Linked DNA regions of Homo sapiens: region 1 is linked to region 2. A link is a loop called in an ENCODE intact Hi-C map of the cell type or tissue named here. Cell type or tissue: PC-3. All regions are shown on one strand.

Region 1 (8,000 bases), 110 kb after region 2:
CATCCTGGCTAACACGGTGAAACCCCGTCTCTACTAAAAATACAAAAATTAGCCGGGCGTGGAGGCGGGTGCCTGTAGTCCCAGCTACTCGGGAGGCTGAGGCAGGAGAATGGGGTGAACCCGGGAGGTGGAGCTTGCAGTGAGCCGAGATCGCGCTACTGCACTCCAGCCTGGGCAACAGAGCAAGACTCTGTCTCAAAAAAAAAAGAAAAAGAAAAATGGTGGTGGTGGAGATGATAAAACACACAATCATTTGGAGAACTTTCACCTTTTCAGAATGTATTTGGTAATGCAGTTTGGTCCTCCCAATAACTCTATGGAAGTCATTTATTTTTTCCCCCATTTCACTGAGGTTCAGAGGTTTTTTTCATTTCTGAGTCCAAGGTCTCAGACCCAGAAACAGTGACGTTCAGAGGCAACCCCAGGTCTTCTGACACTTCTGCCCAGGGACCTACTTCCGTCTTGCCAGAAAACCAGAGCATTTGCAATTCAAGCAAAGCCTAAAGACTCTCAATGCACCAGCCTGTCCTTCTGCAGCCCGGGAGTCATGCTCCCAGCAGAAGAGGCAGTGAGAAAGCGAGGGGCTCAGAAATGTACCCACTGGATGGATCAAGGCCATAGGAGCGTATGAAAGAATTTGCTGGTTCTCCCTCCATGGCCATCCCCACTTTTGTGTAGTAATAGATGTGGACACATGGCCAACCAGAACAAAGAGCTCAGCTCCCCTGTGCGGTCTCGTGACTAAATCCTAGGCTATGGGGAGAGCATTCCAGTGATGTGAGAGGCCTCGGAGGCACATCCTTCTGGGGCGTGCCTTCCCTTCATTGTCTCCCCTTTCTGCTGGCTGGATGGGGATGTGGAGGAGAGGACCCTTGGACCATGGGGATGGGAGCAACGTGCCAGGCATGGCAGCGCAATAGAGGTGGGTTCTACCAAAGGAGCTGCTCTACCCATCCTGGACTGCTTCTATCTGGATGTTGGTACGTGAGAAAGACATGGATTACTTTCTTTCTTTTCTTTTTTTTTTTTTTTTTTTTGAGATGGAGTTTTGCTCTTGTTGCCCAGGCTGGAGTGCAATGGCGTGATCTCAGCTCACCACAACCTCTGCCTCCCGAGTTCAATCGATTCTCCTACCTCAGCCTCCAGCTAATTTTGTATTTTTAGTAGAGACGGGGTTTCTCCATGTTGGTCAGGGGTCAGGCTGGTCTCAAACTCCCGACCTCAGGTGATCCGCCCACCTCAGCCTCCCAAAGTGCTGGGATTACAGGCATGAGCCACCGCCCCTGGCCAGGCCAAGATTTTTTAAATGGCAGCTCCCTGGAGGCTGAGGAAAAAGGGAGAGGGGAGCCACAGCTCATACTTAAAATGGTTCTCGCAATCGTACTGTAGCCGAAGGGAATTCTGAGTCACTTTCTCTGGTCTGTTCCTGCAGCCCCCAGCCCTGCTGCACCAGCCTCAGAAGGGAAGGCTGGAATTCCTTTCTGGGAGGGCTTTCCTTTGCAAACCCTGTGAATCTGAGGAGCCCTGTTTTCTCTGTAAATAGAGCAAGTGTCCCCACTGTGACCTAGCAACATCCTCCCAATGCACATGGTGTCTGACGCAAAATGGAGGAGAAGGAGTTGGCAGAAAGAAGGGAAGAAAAGGTGGGAAGAAGCCTAGAGAAGAATATTTAGGTTTGAAGAGTGTGATTTACTGTTACCTTGAACCCAAATTATTTTGTTTGTTTGTTTGTTTGTTTGGGGCATTTGCCAAATGTGTAGTCTCACCGTGTAACTGACTGTGTGGATGAAGCCATGTTCATCCACTGAGCTCTGAGCCATCAGGAGCCCTGGGAGGTGAGTGCGTCTCACATATCATCTTAAATCACCAGGGCTAGACCAGAAACTAAACACTTCCCCAGGTTTTCTCTCACTATTTCCTTCAGGATCAGATGCTGCCTACAGCCAGAGACCTAATGCTGTCTTTCCAGCTAAACTGGGATCTCCATGAAGTCGGGATATATCTTATTTGTTTTTATAATCTCAACAATCTGGCATAGAGTACCAGGCAAAGAAGGAATGAATGAGTGAGTGTGTAGATAAATGGACAGATGGAGGGATAGATGGAGGGATGGATGGAAGGATGGGTGGGTGGGTGGGTGGATGCATAGATGGATGGATGGATGGATGGATAAATGTTGGAAGGAAGGAAAGAAAAGAAGGAAGAATGGACAGATAGGTGAATAAATGATAGAAGGAAGGAAGAAAGGAAGGGTGAAGGAATGGATGGATAGGTGGGTGGATGGATGGATAGATAGAGGGATGGTGAATACGTGGATGGACAGATGAATGCATGGATGATAGACAATAATAGTGAATAGTTTTGAGCTCTTATTATGTTCCAGGCAATTTACACAGATAATTTCATTTAATTTTCCTCCATGACTTTCAACATATGCAAAATAAACTTCAGGAAGGTGAAATCACGTACCTGAAATGGCACGAAAGTCGATTAGACTCCTGAGTGAGTGTTCTAAACTATTATACCCTAATGCTGAATAAATGAATGAATACATGAAGAAATGACTTATCTGTATATAAATTTTGCTCCAAGGATATACAAAAGCTAGGCCAGGCATGGCATGGTGGCTCATGCCTGTAATCCCAGCACTTTGGGAGGCCAAGGCAGGTGGATCACATGAAGTCAGGAGTTCGAGACCAGCCTGACCAACATGATGAAACCCTGTTTCTACTAAAAATACAAAATTAGCAGGGCGTGGTGGTGCATTCCTGTAATCCCAGCTACTTGGGAGGCTAAGACAGGAGAATCACTTGAACTCGGGAGGTGGAGGTTGCAGTGAGCCAAGATCATGCCATTGTACTCCAGCCTGGGCAACAGAGCAAGACTGTCTCCAAAAAAAAAAAAAAAAAAAGTTAATTCTGCTCACTTCTCTCTAAAGTGACAGGCCAAGGTTTAAGAAAATCTGTATATTTGGATTTTCTGCCAGTTATAAGTGAATATTATGTGGTGAAGTGGCACATTCACAGGGGAAGGACACTTCCAGAAGGCTAATTCTGAGAAGATTCTGGGCTTTTCCCACTCACCCAACCTGATAATTAATAGGAGCCAGGAAGAAGCCCCTGAATTTCTAAGTGCCGATTCCCGCTGTACCAGCACTCCAAACATCTGAAGGAAAAACAGTTTGTTAATTGCTGTCTAGACAGTTTATTGCGGCAATAAGATCAAAACCAAGAATCCTGAGGTTTGTGGTATGAATCATGCAGACTAAACAATTGTTTTATTGCATTTACAGAGAACTTGATTTATAACTGCACTGGGTAATAAAATTCCTTCATGGTTTATCCGAAATAATTTTGCTTCTTTTACACCACTCTGTGATAATCCCACCTCTCTGGGCTGTTAAAATGTGTTCTCTGTGACATCCAAACAGTTTCTTATCAGGTATCTTGCTGTCATCAAGTAACACATGAGGGCCAGGGTTCAATCCATCCTGGCAGAGCCCTGGTGGAGGGTGGTGGCCTGGCTGGGGTGGCCTTTGTAACCCTGCTGTCATGGCTGCATCTGCTCAAACCAACAGGCGAGTAAGAGTAGGCAGCTCCTGGGCTGGGCAGCCTGTCTGCTTTGTTGGCAAAGGCCTGGTGTGATGGCTTCCTCTTTACGCCACTGACTGGATTTTGGATGAATTGGACAAAGCTGGCCAGTTCTTTGGTGCCTCTGAGACCCCAGGACCAACATCTTTCTTGTGTGCAAACATACCTGTACACTGACAGCCTGTGGAATAGAGAAGGAAGGAACAAGCCCACATGCATACACGCATCACTTCCCTCCATCCCTGCAGCTGTCCAGGGAAATGGGGCTGCCCAACACAAAACATCGGGAAAAGCTCAGGAAGTCTAAGCTCAGGCTTGCTTAAGGCCAAATGTCAGGAAGTCTCAGTTCTTCAGGCTCCAAGTCCAGTGCTCTTTGGCACCAGAAGTGACTTAAAAGATCAGCATCAGATAAATTGCAGTATCTCTCCTAAACGAGATCTGCCTGTTTTGCTCTTCCCTTTTCACCCCTGCACTGGCTGCAGCAAACTCCATGATGAAGGGCAGCAAACTCCCAACCCCTGGAATCAAACGTGAAATTTAAAAATTGACATGAAGCTGGGCGCGGTGGCTCACGCCTGTAATCCCAGCACTTTGGGAGGCCGAGGCGGGCAGATCACCTAAGGTCGGGAGTTCGAGACCAGCCTGACCAACATGGAGAAACCCTGTCTCTACTAAAAATACAAAATTAGCTGGGCGTGGTGGCGCACGCCTGTAATCCCAGCTACTCGGGAGGCTGAGGCAGGAAAATCGCTTGAACCCGGGAGGCGGAGGTTGTGGTGAGCCGAGATTGCACCACTGCACTCCAGCCTGGGCAACAAGTGTGAAACTCTGTCTCAAAAAAAAGAAAAAAGAAAAAAAATTGACATGAAATTCACATAACATAAAATTAACCATTTTAAAGTGACCAATTCAGGAGCAGTTGGTATATTCACAGTATTGCGTTATCACCACCTCTGTCCAGCACCGAAACATTTTCATCACCCCAAGTGGAAACCGTGTAGCCAGTAGGCAGTCGCTCCCCAGTTCTACCCTAGCCCCCAGGACCTGGCAACCGCCAATCGGCATCTCGCCATGGCCTTACCTATTCTGGTTAAAGTGAACAGATTCAGATTCCTATTTCTTATCAACAAAATCAAATGTGGCTTTTTGTGTCTGGCTTCTTTTACTTACTGTAATGTTTTCAAGGCTCATCCACATTGTAGCACGTATCAGTATCTCATTCCATTTTATGGCTGAATAATTGTCTGTGGTACAACAGAACTTATACAGTACTTCATCTCATTTCTGCACTCACCAGTTGATGGACATTTGGGATATTTACACCTTTTGGCTATTGTGTATAGTGCTACTCTGAACACGTATGTACGTGTATTTGAATGCCTGTTTTCTTATTTTTTGTTTTTTTGTTTTGTTTTGTTTTGTTTTGTTTTGTTTTTTTGAGATGGAGTCTTGCTGTATCACCCAGGCTGGAGTGCAGTAGCATGATCTCGATCTCGGCTCACTATAACCACTGCCTCCTGGGTTCAAGTGATTCTCCTGCCTCAGCCTCCTGAGTAGCTGGGACTAGAGGTGCGTACCACCAAGCCAGGCTAATTTTTGTATTTTTAGTACAGACGGGGTTTCACCGTGTTCGCCAGGATGATCTCAATCTTCTGACCTCGTGATCCACCTGCCTTGACCTCCCAAAGTGCTGGGATTATAGGCATGAGCCACCGCGCCTGGCCTGTTTGTTTGTTTTTGAGATGGAGTCTCACTGTCGCACAGGCAAGAGTGCAGTGGAGCAATCTTGGCTCACTGCAACCTCCGCCTCCCGGGTTCAATCTATTCTCCTGCCTCAGCCTCCTGAGTAGCTGGGATTACAGGCGTGTGCCATCATGCCTGGCTAATTTTTGTAGTTTTAGTAGAGATGGGGTTTTGCCATGTTGGCCAGACTGGTCTCGAACTCCTGACCTCAGGTAATCCAACCACCTTGGCCTCCCAAAGTGCTGGGATTACAGGCATGAGCCACCATACCCAACCTGGGTTTTTGTGTTCTGTTTGGTTTTGTTGATAATAACCATCCTAGTGGATGTGAAATGATGCCTTGTGATTTTGAAGTGCATTCTCTAGTGACTAATGATGCTGAGCATCTTGTCATGTGCTTTCTGGCCTTTTGTACATCTTCTTTGGAAGAAAATATCTATTCAAGTCCTTTGCCCATATTTTGACTGAGTTGTTTGTCTTGTTGTTGCTTTGCAAGAATGCCTTACAAATTTTAGATCCCAGGCTGGGAGTGGTGGCTCACACCTGTAATCCCAGCACTTTGGGAGGCCGAAGTGGTTGGATCACCTGAGATCAGGAGTTCAAGACCAGCCTGGCCAACATAGTGAAACACCATCTCTACTAAAAACACAAAAATTAGCCAGGCGTGGTGGCTACAAAAAAAATTTAGATCCCAGACCCTTATCAGATTTATGATTGATTTGCGAATATTTTCTCCCATTCTGTGAGTTGTCTTTTTCCTTCCTTGATAATGTCCTTTGATGTACAAAAGTTTTTAAATTTAATGAAGTCCCGGCCGGGTGTGGTGGCTCACTTCTGTAATCCCAGCACTTTGGGAGGCCAAGGTGGGACAATCACTTGAGGTCAGGAGTTTGAGACCACCCTGGCCAACATGGTGAAACCGGGTGTGGTGGTGCACAGCTGTATTCTCAGCTACTTGGGAGGCTGAGGCAGGAGAATTGCTTGAACCTGGGGAACAGAGGTTGTAGTGAGCCGAGACAGCAGTAAGACTCTGCCTCAAAAAAAAAAAAGAAAAGAAATTAATGAAGTCCAATTTATTTCCTTTTGTTCCTTGTGCTTTATTTTTTATTTTGTTGCTCATGTTTTGTGTGTTCATATCTAAGAACCCATTGCCAATTCCAAGTTCATGGAAATTTCCTCCTGTGTTTTCTCCTAAGAGTGTTATGGCTTTAGCTCTTCTGTTTAGGTTATTGATTCATTTCAAATTAATTTTTGCATATGGTGTGAGGGAAAAGTCCACTTTCATTCTTTTACTTATGGATTTCCAATCGTTGCAGCACAAATACTAAATTTGGTGAATACTCTTCCGGTCTGATTTTCTAGGACACCTCTGAGGCATAGTTGAAGAACATTTCCTCTAGTGCTTTAGGATTCAAAATCTCATTCTTCCCCATTACTGCTCTGAGACCCTCATGGACCACTTCGCCACTCAGAGCCTTTGTGGCCTTAGCTATAAAAAGGGAGTTATACTGATAGCATATTCCTCCTGAGGTTTCTTTGAGCACCCAATAAGAATTGGTGCAAAGTGCTTGATATCTAAGTTAGACAATGGTAGATAATTATTACTCATCCTACCACTGTCATCAAGATGAGGCAACTCTGTCTGAGGATGGCAAGAAACCATTCCCATTCTGGGATATGAAAACGATAATATCAGCAGCAGTGCTGTCACAATGTTCCTGACAGAACAGCAGCTTATAGAGGACAGTGAGGGTTTCCTGCTTCTGGACATGTGCTACACCCAGTACACACGCTGGCTTATTTAAATTCATTACCATAAGCCTCAGAGTGTGTTTGGGAGCCTTTGTTTGGGGAGTCATCAAAGTTATAGAGAACATCAGATGGGAATCTAAAATCAAGCCAGGCACAGTGGCTCATGTCTGTAATCCCAGCACTTTGGGAGGCCAAGGCGGGTGGATCACTTCAGGTCAGGAGTTCAAGATCAGCCCGACCAACATGGTGAAACCCTGTCTCTACTAAAAATACAAAAAATTAGCTGAGCGTGGTGGCATGCACCTGTAATCCCAGTTACTCAGGAGGCTGAGGCAGGATAATCACTTGAACCCAGGAGGCAGAGGTTGCAGTGAGCTGAGATTGTGCCACTGCACTCCAGCTTGGGTGACAGAGCGAAACTCTGTCTCAAAAAAAAAAAAAGAAAGCAGGCGAGAAGAGAGTTCGTCTGGATTAAGTCTTTTCAAGGCATTGAAAAAAAAAGGTGTGGGGGGGCAGTGGAGCAGCATTGCATTCCACAATAACACATTTATTCTATCTTCAGGTGTCACTTTCCCTCCAAAGCCTTCCCTTTTCACCACTGCAGTTGATCCATCCAGACCCTTGCAGACCCCACCCCCACTGGCTGCCTCATTCTCTCCAAAGCACTTATCCTTGTCTAATACAATGTAGATTTTGTTCATTTGTTCACACCCACCCCACTTTCACTAGAGTTCAGATGGTTTGGCGACAGAGATTTTTTTTTACCACTCTGTACATAGCACCCATGCATTTCTGGAGGTAATGTCACGTGTTACAGCCACTCTGGAAAACTGTCAGTTTGTTAAAAAAAAAAAAACTAAACATGCAGTACCACATGACCCAGCAGTTGCGCTCCGGGGCACTTATCACAGAGAA
Region 2 (8,000 bases):
GAAGTAAAACCTAGTGAGGTGTTAAATTTAGGAGACAGGTTAGGATCAAAGCCTCTGGGTCCCCATAGTGGTTGCCTCTGCTCCTCCAGGTGTGTGACTCTGCTATAGAAGACATTTAGCCCCCTCTAAGCCTTTGTTTTCAAAGGAGTTCATTCTAAAAGCCAGTGTATAGAGGAAAATTTTGAGTATGGTCAAAAATGACCTTGCATATCTTTTCTATTATAGTATCACCATCAGGGACTGGACAGAGCTCAAGACCAGAAAATGCACGTGTGCCTCGTCTCTTACCTGCAAGAGTGCACATGGTGGCCCAGATAATTTAAATCAGTCTTCTTTTTCTCTGTCTCCGTTTTCTCTCCACACAACTGGTAGAAATCAGGTAGATTCAATGCATCTATTGGTGACTGCACTTGAATAACCATGCTGTAGGTTTTTCTAATTATTAAATATATAATTCATGCAAAGCAACTAGTTCCATGCCTGGCATGCAGTAAGCCCCTGATAAATGTTGACTTTCCTTATTATCACCATCACTACTACTCCTCTATGAGAAAAGTGTTTTTTTTCTTTTTCTTTTTCTTTTTTTTTTGCGGGGGGGCGGGACGGAGTTTCGCTCTTGTTGCCCAGGCTGGAGTGCAATGCCATGATATTGGCTCACCGCAGCCTCCACCTCCCTGGTTCAAGTGATTCTCCTGCCTCAGCCTCCCGAGTAGCTGGGATTACAGGCGTGCACCACCATGTCTGGCTAATTTTGTATTTTCAGTAGAGACGGGGTTTCTCCATGTTGGTCAGGCTGGTCTCGAACTCCCAACCTTGATCCGCCCTCCTCAGCCACCCAAAGTGCTGGGATTAAAGGCATGAGCCACCACTCCCGGCCAAGAAGTGTTTTTTTCTTTTGAAGAGATTATTTATGCCAGATTTCATGTCTCATTCTGAGTTGAGTCACCCAAGGCCACTCTCAGCAAAACTGCAGACCTGTAATTTTGCCTTCATTCCATGAGTAGTTCCATGGCACAGTCACTGGCACACGGGGGGTGATCAAAAACACTTGTTAAGTGAATTATAAAACCTCTGGCTCAGGCCAGGTGTGGTGGCTCACACCTGTAATCCCAGCACTTTGGCAGGCCAAGGTAGGAGGATCACGCGAGCTCAGGAGTTCAAGACCAGCCTGGTTAACATAGTGACACGCCATCTCTGCAAAATAAAAAAGAAAAGAAAGAAAAAAAATCAGCTGGGCGTGGTAGCACATGCCTGTGGTCCCAGCTACTTAGGAGGCTGAGGTGGGAGGATCGCTTAAGCCCAGGAGGTCGAGGCTGCAGTGAGCCGATATCGTGCCACTGCACTCCAACTTGAGCGACAGAGTGAGGCCCTGTCTCAAAAACAAAACACGCCTGGTGCAGTGGCTCATGCCTGTAATCCCAGCACTCTGGGAGGCCAAGGCGGGCAGATCACAAGGTCAGGAGATTGAGACCATCCTGGCTAACACGATGAAACCCCATCTCTACTAAAAATACAAAAAAATCAGCTGGGCATGGTGGCAGGCACCTGTGAGCCAAGATCGCGCCACTGCACTCCAGCCTGGGCGACAGTGCAGTGCAGTTTGAGACTCCGTCTCAAAACAAAAAACTGAAAAAAAAAAACAAAACCTCTGGCTCAAAGGTAAGAAGGGCAAAACAAAGGAAGAGTATCTGACAGTAGCACTTGCCTATAACTGTCAAGATTCATTTTAGTGAGTCCAGTGTTGAATTAGTCCACTGGCTTCTGCTTTTCAATAAGTCCATACACTCTTTCATTTATTCTCTATATATTTTGTACATTCTTGTCCTGTACCAGGCTCTGTGCTAGGCCTGGAGGTGCAGTGGTGAACAAGACAGGCAAGGGCGCTTAAAGTCTCCTGGGAGAGAAAGCAGTAAACAAGTACAATCCAAAAGATGCTTTCCGACTTCTGTGCTTGGGAAGGGAAATAGACAGAAGGGAAGGGAAATAGACAGATGGGATAGTCAGTGACTGAAGGGAAAACCAACTTATATAGGGATTCAGCAAAGTCCTCCCCAGAAGAGACATCGGAGCTGAGATCTGGGATAACTAAAATGTAAATATCCAGTAACAGTAAAATTAAAATTGTTCAATATGTCGTATAGCCTAAAGTGGACCTGCCATTTTCATTCTTCCCTTTAAAGAAAAAGCATTTCATTCCCATCAGGATGGCATAGCAGTTAAAATCCGAAAGTACCAGGTTCTAGAGAGAACGTGAACAGAAGGAAACCCTTATAAACTGCTATTTGGGAGTAGAAATTGGCAGACCTCTTTGGAGAACAATTGGTGATATCTAGTTGAAGCTGAAGGTGTGAATTTCCCACGACCCAACAATTCTATGTCTAGGTATGTTCTTTAAACCCTTAAAAATATCTCCTCCTAGGCTGGGCATGGTGGCTCACACCTGTAATCCCAATACTTTGGGAGGCCGAGAGGCCGAGGCGGGCAGATCACCTGAGGTCAGGAGTTCGAGACCAGCCTGATCAACAGGGAGAAACCCAGGCTCTACTAAAAATACAAAATTAGCCTGGCATGGTGGCGCATGCCTGTAATCCCAGCTACTCAGGAGGCTGAGGCAGGAGAATCGCTTGAACCTGGGAGGTGGAGGTTTTGGTGAGCTGAGATCGATCGCGCCATTGCACTCCAGCCTGGGCAACAAGAGCGAAAGTCCGGGCCGGGCGCGGTGGCTCACGCCTGTAATCCCAGCACTTTGGGAGGCCGAGGCGGGTGGATCACGAGGTCAGGAGATCGAGACCATCCTGGCTAACACGGTGAAACCCCGTCTCTACTAAAAATACAAAAAAATAGCCGGGCGAGGTGGCGGGCGCCTGTAGTCCCAGCTACTCGGGAGGCTGAGGCAGGAGAATGGCGTGAACCCCAGGGGGCGGAGCCTGCAGTGAGCCGAGATTGCGCCACTGCACTCCAGCCTGGGCGACAGCGAGACTCCGTCTCAAAAAAAAAAAAAAAAAAAAAAGAGCGAAAGTCCGTCACAAAAAAAAAAAAAAAAAAAAAAAAAAAAATCTCCAAGAGAAGTAAGGGAAGATTTAAAGTAAAACTACAAAGCAAAAGTACTTCATTCAACAAATATTTCCAGAATGCCTACATGTGACAGGCATGCATAAACGCTCTAAGAAAACCATGCTGAACGAAACCATGAAAGACTATGCCCTCCAGACAAACTGGGAAAGATACACAGTAAACAAAAGTCCAAACACTCATTATCTACTTAATGTATACCCAGTTTGTGGTCCTAGTTTTCTGCAAGAAGAAACTGAGTCTTAGAGAAATTGTCATTTGCCCAAGGTGAGCCCACCAGTGAGATGATGAACATGCCAGCCCAAGAACTTACTCCCCAGGACTCCACCTGTGCCAAGTCCAGCTTCCCCGCCATGGGAGTCTGTGAGGAAGGGAGGTGCGAGTTTCCCTTTATGCGGGGTACCTACTGCATGGCTCATACATAGTGCACCGTTTGGGGGTGGGAGTGGGAAGTGGACAGGATTGAAGAACTATCCAGAACTAAAACCTGCATAAAAGATGAGGAGTAGACTTCCAGATTATCTACCCAAGTATGGGAGTAGAATCCACGGAGCCGGCATCATTGACAAGGGAAATGGGAAGAAGGAAGGCTCCTTTCCCCAGGCCAGGGATGCCTTAAGTGGCTCCCTGACTTTTTAGCTTTCATCCTCTACACAAGATCCACATCAAGGCTCCAGAACACTCTTAGCTAGGGACATAACCAAGGAAGACAAAACCCTGGCAAATGGCTACCATAAGGGGGCAGTAAGGAGAGAAGTAAAGCCAGGCTGACCAGAACCGAAATGAGGTGTCCCCTGGTTAGGAAGTCCTGGCATCAAGGTTGGGAGGAGCACGGCATCACCCCACCCAGAGGCCTGGCAAGCCTCCCACTCCTGGGGACAGAATGACCTCATGGGGACACTTTACTTTTGATGTATAATTTTCTAACAGGAAAGTTTAAAAATACAGAAAGTAGAAAAAAAAATACAATGAGCAGCTTTGTAACCTTCTTTTAAAATAACAACTGTTAACATTTCTTTTTTTTTTGAGATGGAGTCTCGCTCTGTTGCCCAGGCTGGAGTGCAGTGGCACAATCTCAGCTCACTGCAACCTCCGCCTCCCAACTTCTAGCAATTCTCCTGCCTCAGCCTCCTGAGTGGCTGGAATTACAGGCGCACACCGCCATGCCCGGCTAATTTTTTGTATTTTAGTAGAGACAGGGCTTCCCTGTGTTGCCCAGGCTGGTCTCAAACTCCTGAGCTCAGGCAATCCACCCGTCTCGGCCTCCCAAAGTACTAGGATTACAGGCGCGAGCCACCGCGCCCAGCCACAACTGTTAACATTTCATATTAGCTTTTTTTTGAGACGGAGTCTCACTCTGTCGCCCAGGCTGGAATGCAGTGGCACGATCTCCGCTCACTGCAACAACTCCCAGGTTCAAGCGATCCTCCTGCCTCAGCCTCCCGAGTAGCTGGGAATACAGGCATGTGCCACCACACCTGGTTAATTTTTGTAGTTTTAGTAGAGATGGGGTTTTATCATCTCAGTCAGGCTAATCTCAAACTCCTGACCTAAAGTGATGTGCCAGCCTCAGTCTCCCAAAGTGCTGGGATTACAGGCATGAACCACCGCACCTGGCCGAACGTTTCATATTAGCTTTAGGACATTTTCTGTTTAAATTTTTTTCAGATGGTTATTTCCTTTTATTTCCATCTTTCTTTATATTTGACCCTGTTTTTCTTCTTACTGCATTTTGAAGTAAATGTTAGCTTATTTATTTTATTTTTTATTTTTTTTTTTGAGACAGAGTCTTGCTCTGTCACCCAGGCTGGAGTGCAGTGGCGCGATCTCGGCTCACTGCAAGCTCTGCCTTCCAGGTTCATGCCATTCTCCTGCCTCAGCCTCCTGAGTAGCAGGGACTACAGGTGCCCGCCACCACGCCCAGCTAATTTTTTGTATTTTTTAGTAGTGACGGGCTTTCACTGTGGTCTCGATCTCCTGACCTCATGATCTGCCCGCCTCGGCCTCCCAAAGTGCTGGGATTACAGGCGTGAGCCACTGTGCCCGGCAGCTTATTTATTTTTAATCCTTCTTTCCTACATTTGAAGCTATACATTATCCTTTTTATCACTGTAGGTGCATCTTGCTTTTTTTGTTTTTGTTTTTGAGACGGAGTTTCACTCTTGTCACCCAGGCTTCAGTGCAATGGCTCCATCTCGGCTCACTGCAACCTCTGCCTCCCGGGTTCAAGCAATTCTCCTGCCTCAGCCTTCCAAGTAGCTGGGATTACAGGCAAGCACCACCATGCCCAGCTAATTTTGTATTTTTAGTAGAGATGGAGTTTCACCATGTTGGTCAGGCTGGTCTCAAACTCCTGACTTCAGGTTATCCACCCACCTCAGCTTCCCAAAGTGCTGGGATTACATGCGTGAGCCACCACACCCAGCCATCCCACATTTTTTAAAAAAGAAAACTTCTGCTTACATACAAGCATGTTTAATTGTGCAATTTTCATAGATACATAAAGTGGATATATCATACATATTTTTAAAATACCACCATTATTTAATTTTCTTCTTTTTTAAAAAAAATTCTACCAACTTTTCCCTTTCTATCATAATAATCCTACCTCTTACCCAGCCTCTCTCCTCCCTCAACAATACTTAATGGAAATTCCTTTAAGACAATTTTTCCAGTTTTATCTCATTTTACTTAATATCTATATAATATTCCATGGTGTGAATGTGTCAGGATTCTTTCCTTTTGTTTCTAGAGGTTTTTTGTTGGTTTTGTTTTTGTGTTTGCTACCATTAACAATACTGTAATACACACCTTTGAGTATTTGAAACAAAAAATCCCAGGTGTCAGAGGAGAAGAAAGTTGTTCACAGTGGCCACTGTGGCAGGTATGATGAGAAGCCCAGGAATGGTGACCTCAGCTAGCCAGGTTGGCTTTCTGTCCTGCCTCCCAGGATTTCTTAAACAAGGAGGCCAGATCAGATAAATGCTAGGGTATCTCTTAGCTGACTGAACCTTTTCTAATCAAATCATTCGTTCAGGCCAGACACAGTGGCTCACACCTGTAATCCCAGCACTTTGGGAGGCCTAGGCAGGCGGATCACTTGAGGTCAGTAGTTCAAGACCAGCCTGGCCGACATGGTGAAACCCCATCTACTAAAAATACAAAAATTAGCTGGGCGTGGTGGCGGGTGCCTGTAGTCCCAGCTAGTCCGGAGGCTGAGGCACTAGAATTGCTCAAACCCAGGAGGCAGAGGCTGCAGTGAGCCGAGATGGCACCACTGCACTCCAGCCTGGGTGATAGAGCAAGATTCTGTCTCAAAAAAAAAAAAAAAAAAAAAATTTGTTCACTCATGCACCCACCCAGCAGAAACTGAATACCTGCGATGTGTAGACACTAACCTAGACACTTTGAACTTGACCGAGAAGAGGGTGGAAAAGACTCTGGCTCTTAGGCAGCTAACATTCTGTTGGGGAGAAGCAAATGATGAATGCACAGATAAATGATATCCACTCTATGCTATTAAAAGGGCTAGAATTTGGAAGATGATGGTGAAGATCTCTTTAAACAGGTGACATTTACGCTGAGCTGTGGACCTGGCCAGTAATCAAATCTGAAATTGTTTTCTATGTATTAGTGATTCTCATAACTTTAAATTTGTATGTGTTCCTATGCATTCATAGTTATTTCTGATTTTGAGAATCAGCGGAGGGCACTTTTGCAATGAGTCTAATTACTAGACCTTCAGGATCTGAGCCTGTATGTAAATTGGAAGCAAATATCTGTTTTCTGAAAATTCACCAGGTGAGTCTGATCCATAGTTGGCCTTGGTAGTAACTTTATTATGGGAGTGTCAGAGAGCAGGTGTGAGCCCCCAGACATCCAGTGAAAAGACTAGGGAGAAGGTGGGTGAGGATTTGAATTGAAAAGGCTCTTTGTGCCAGCTGCAACGGCTCATGATTGTAATCCCAGCACTTTGGGAGGCCGAGATGGGCAGATCACCTGAGGTCAAGAGTTCAAGACCAGCCTGGCCAACATGGTGAAACCCCATCTCTACTAAAAATACAAAAATTAGCCAGGCATGGTGGTACATGCCTGTAATCCCAGCTACTTGGGAGGCTGAGGCAGGAGAATCGCTTGAACCCAGGAAGTGGAGGTTGCAGCGAACTGAGATCGCGCGGCTGCACTCCAGCCTGGGCAACAAGAGCAAAACTCCATCTCCAAAAAAAAAAGAAAGAAAAAAGAAACCGCTCTCTGGGGGGACTTTCTCCCCTTGCCCCTCAGACCCTCTGCCTTTCAAAATCTTAAACTGCAAAGAGAAATATCACAGAGGCCCCACACCCACACCCCAGGAAACCTCCCAGGACTTTTTCTACGGCTTGACTTATTTGATGTGAAGTAGATATATAACAAACAGTAGTGGTCTGCCGGAACGCCAGCAGAAAGAAAAATCTAGAATTGCAAATGTAAAACTCCCGCCTTCCGACAAAGATTATGCTGATGAAACTGAAAGCTCAAACACAAGCAGAAATGATCAGATACGGGAATATCCATGAAGGAAAATGCCAGGGGCAAGTCACACGAGCCATCCCCCATCCCCTATTATTATTCTGGGAATAATAATACCTTCCTCAAAGAGATGTCCTGAGGATTAAAAATAAGACCGTTTTTCATGTCAGGCACTGAGCAACCCCTCCATGCTTAGGGAGGGCTTAACCCAGGTTCGTCTAGTTCCCTTCCCCCAAGCAAATTCCTCCTCCAACGTTTCCAATCTGTCCGAGAAATCCCTGTGGTTACTGTGTACATTATCTGGATATTTAGCTAGTAGGCTTACCCAGGTGGCATATTGTAACTTTACTCCGACAATTTGGAAAAACAAACAGAGCAGTTCTGACCTTTTCCACTGGTTTTGCTTCTGCATCCCCTCAAAG

What was found. A loop is a pair of places that touch in the nucleus more often than their neighbours do. Peaks named below come from ENCODE experiments on the same cell type or tissue, not always from the same donor. Only the 100,000 strongest peaks of a DNase experiment are listed, where the experiment ranks them.
Region 1: it touches region 2 in a loop (2.6-fold over the local background); 2 of 110 quality-filtered maps call a loop at or near these places.

What each region holds. Positions count from the first base shown.
Region 1 is chr20:51,855,747-51,863,746 of GRCh38, reverse strand. It overlaps LINC01429 (long intergenic non-protein coding RNA 1429), which reads left to right and starts at 834. Exons shown (of 3, transcript NR_110016.1): 1 at 834-922. RefSeq lists an enhancer at 779-1,345. In PC-3, no CTCF peak of the experiment used is centred here; a DNase peak (open chromatin) is centred at 3,236; H3K27me3 peaks cover 301 bases.
Region 2 is chr20:51,962,330-51,970,329 of GRCh38, reverse strand. No RefSeq gene overlaps it. Among named protein-coding and RNA genes, the nearest start is that of LINC01429, 100 kb to the right of the region's middle. RefSeq lists enhancers at 801-1,300, 1,301-1,802. In PC-3, CTCF peaks have their summits at 3,596 and 3,798 (motif pointing right); a DNase peak (open chromatin) is centred at 3,819.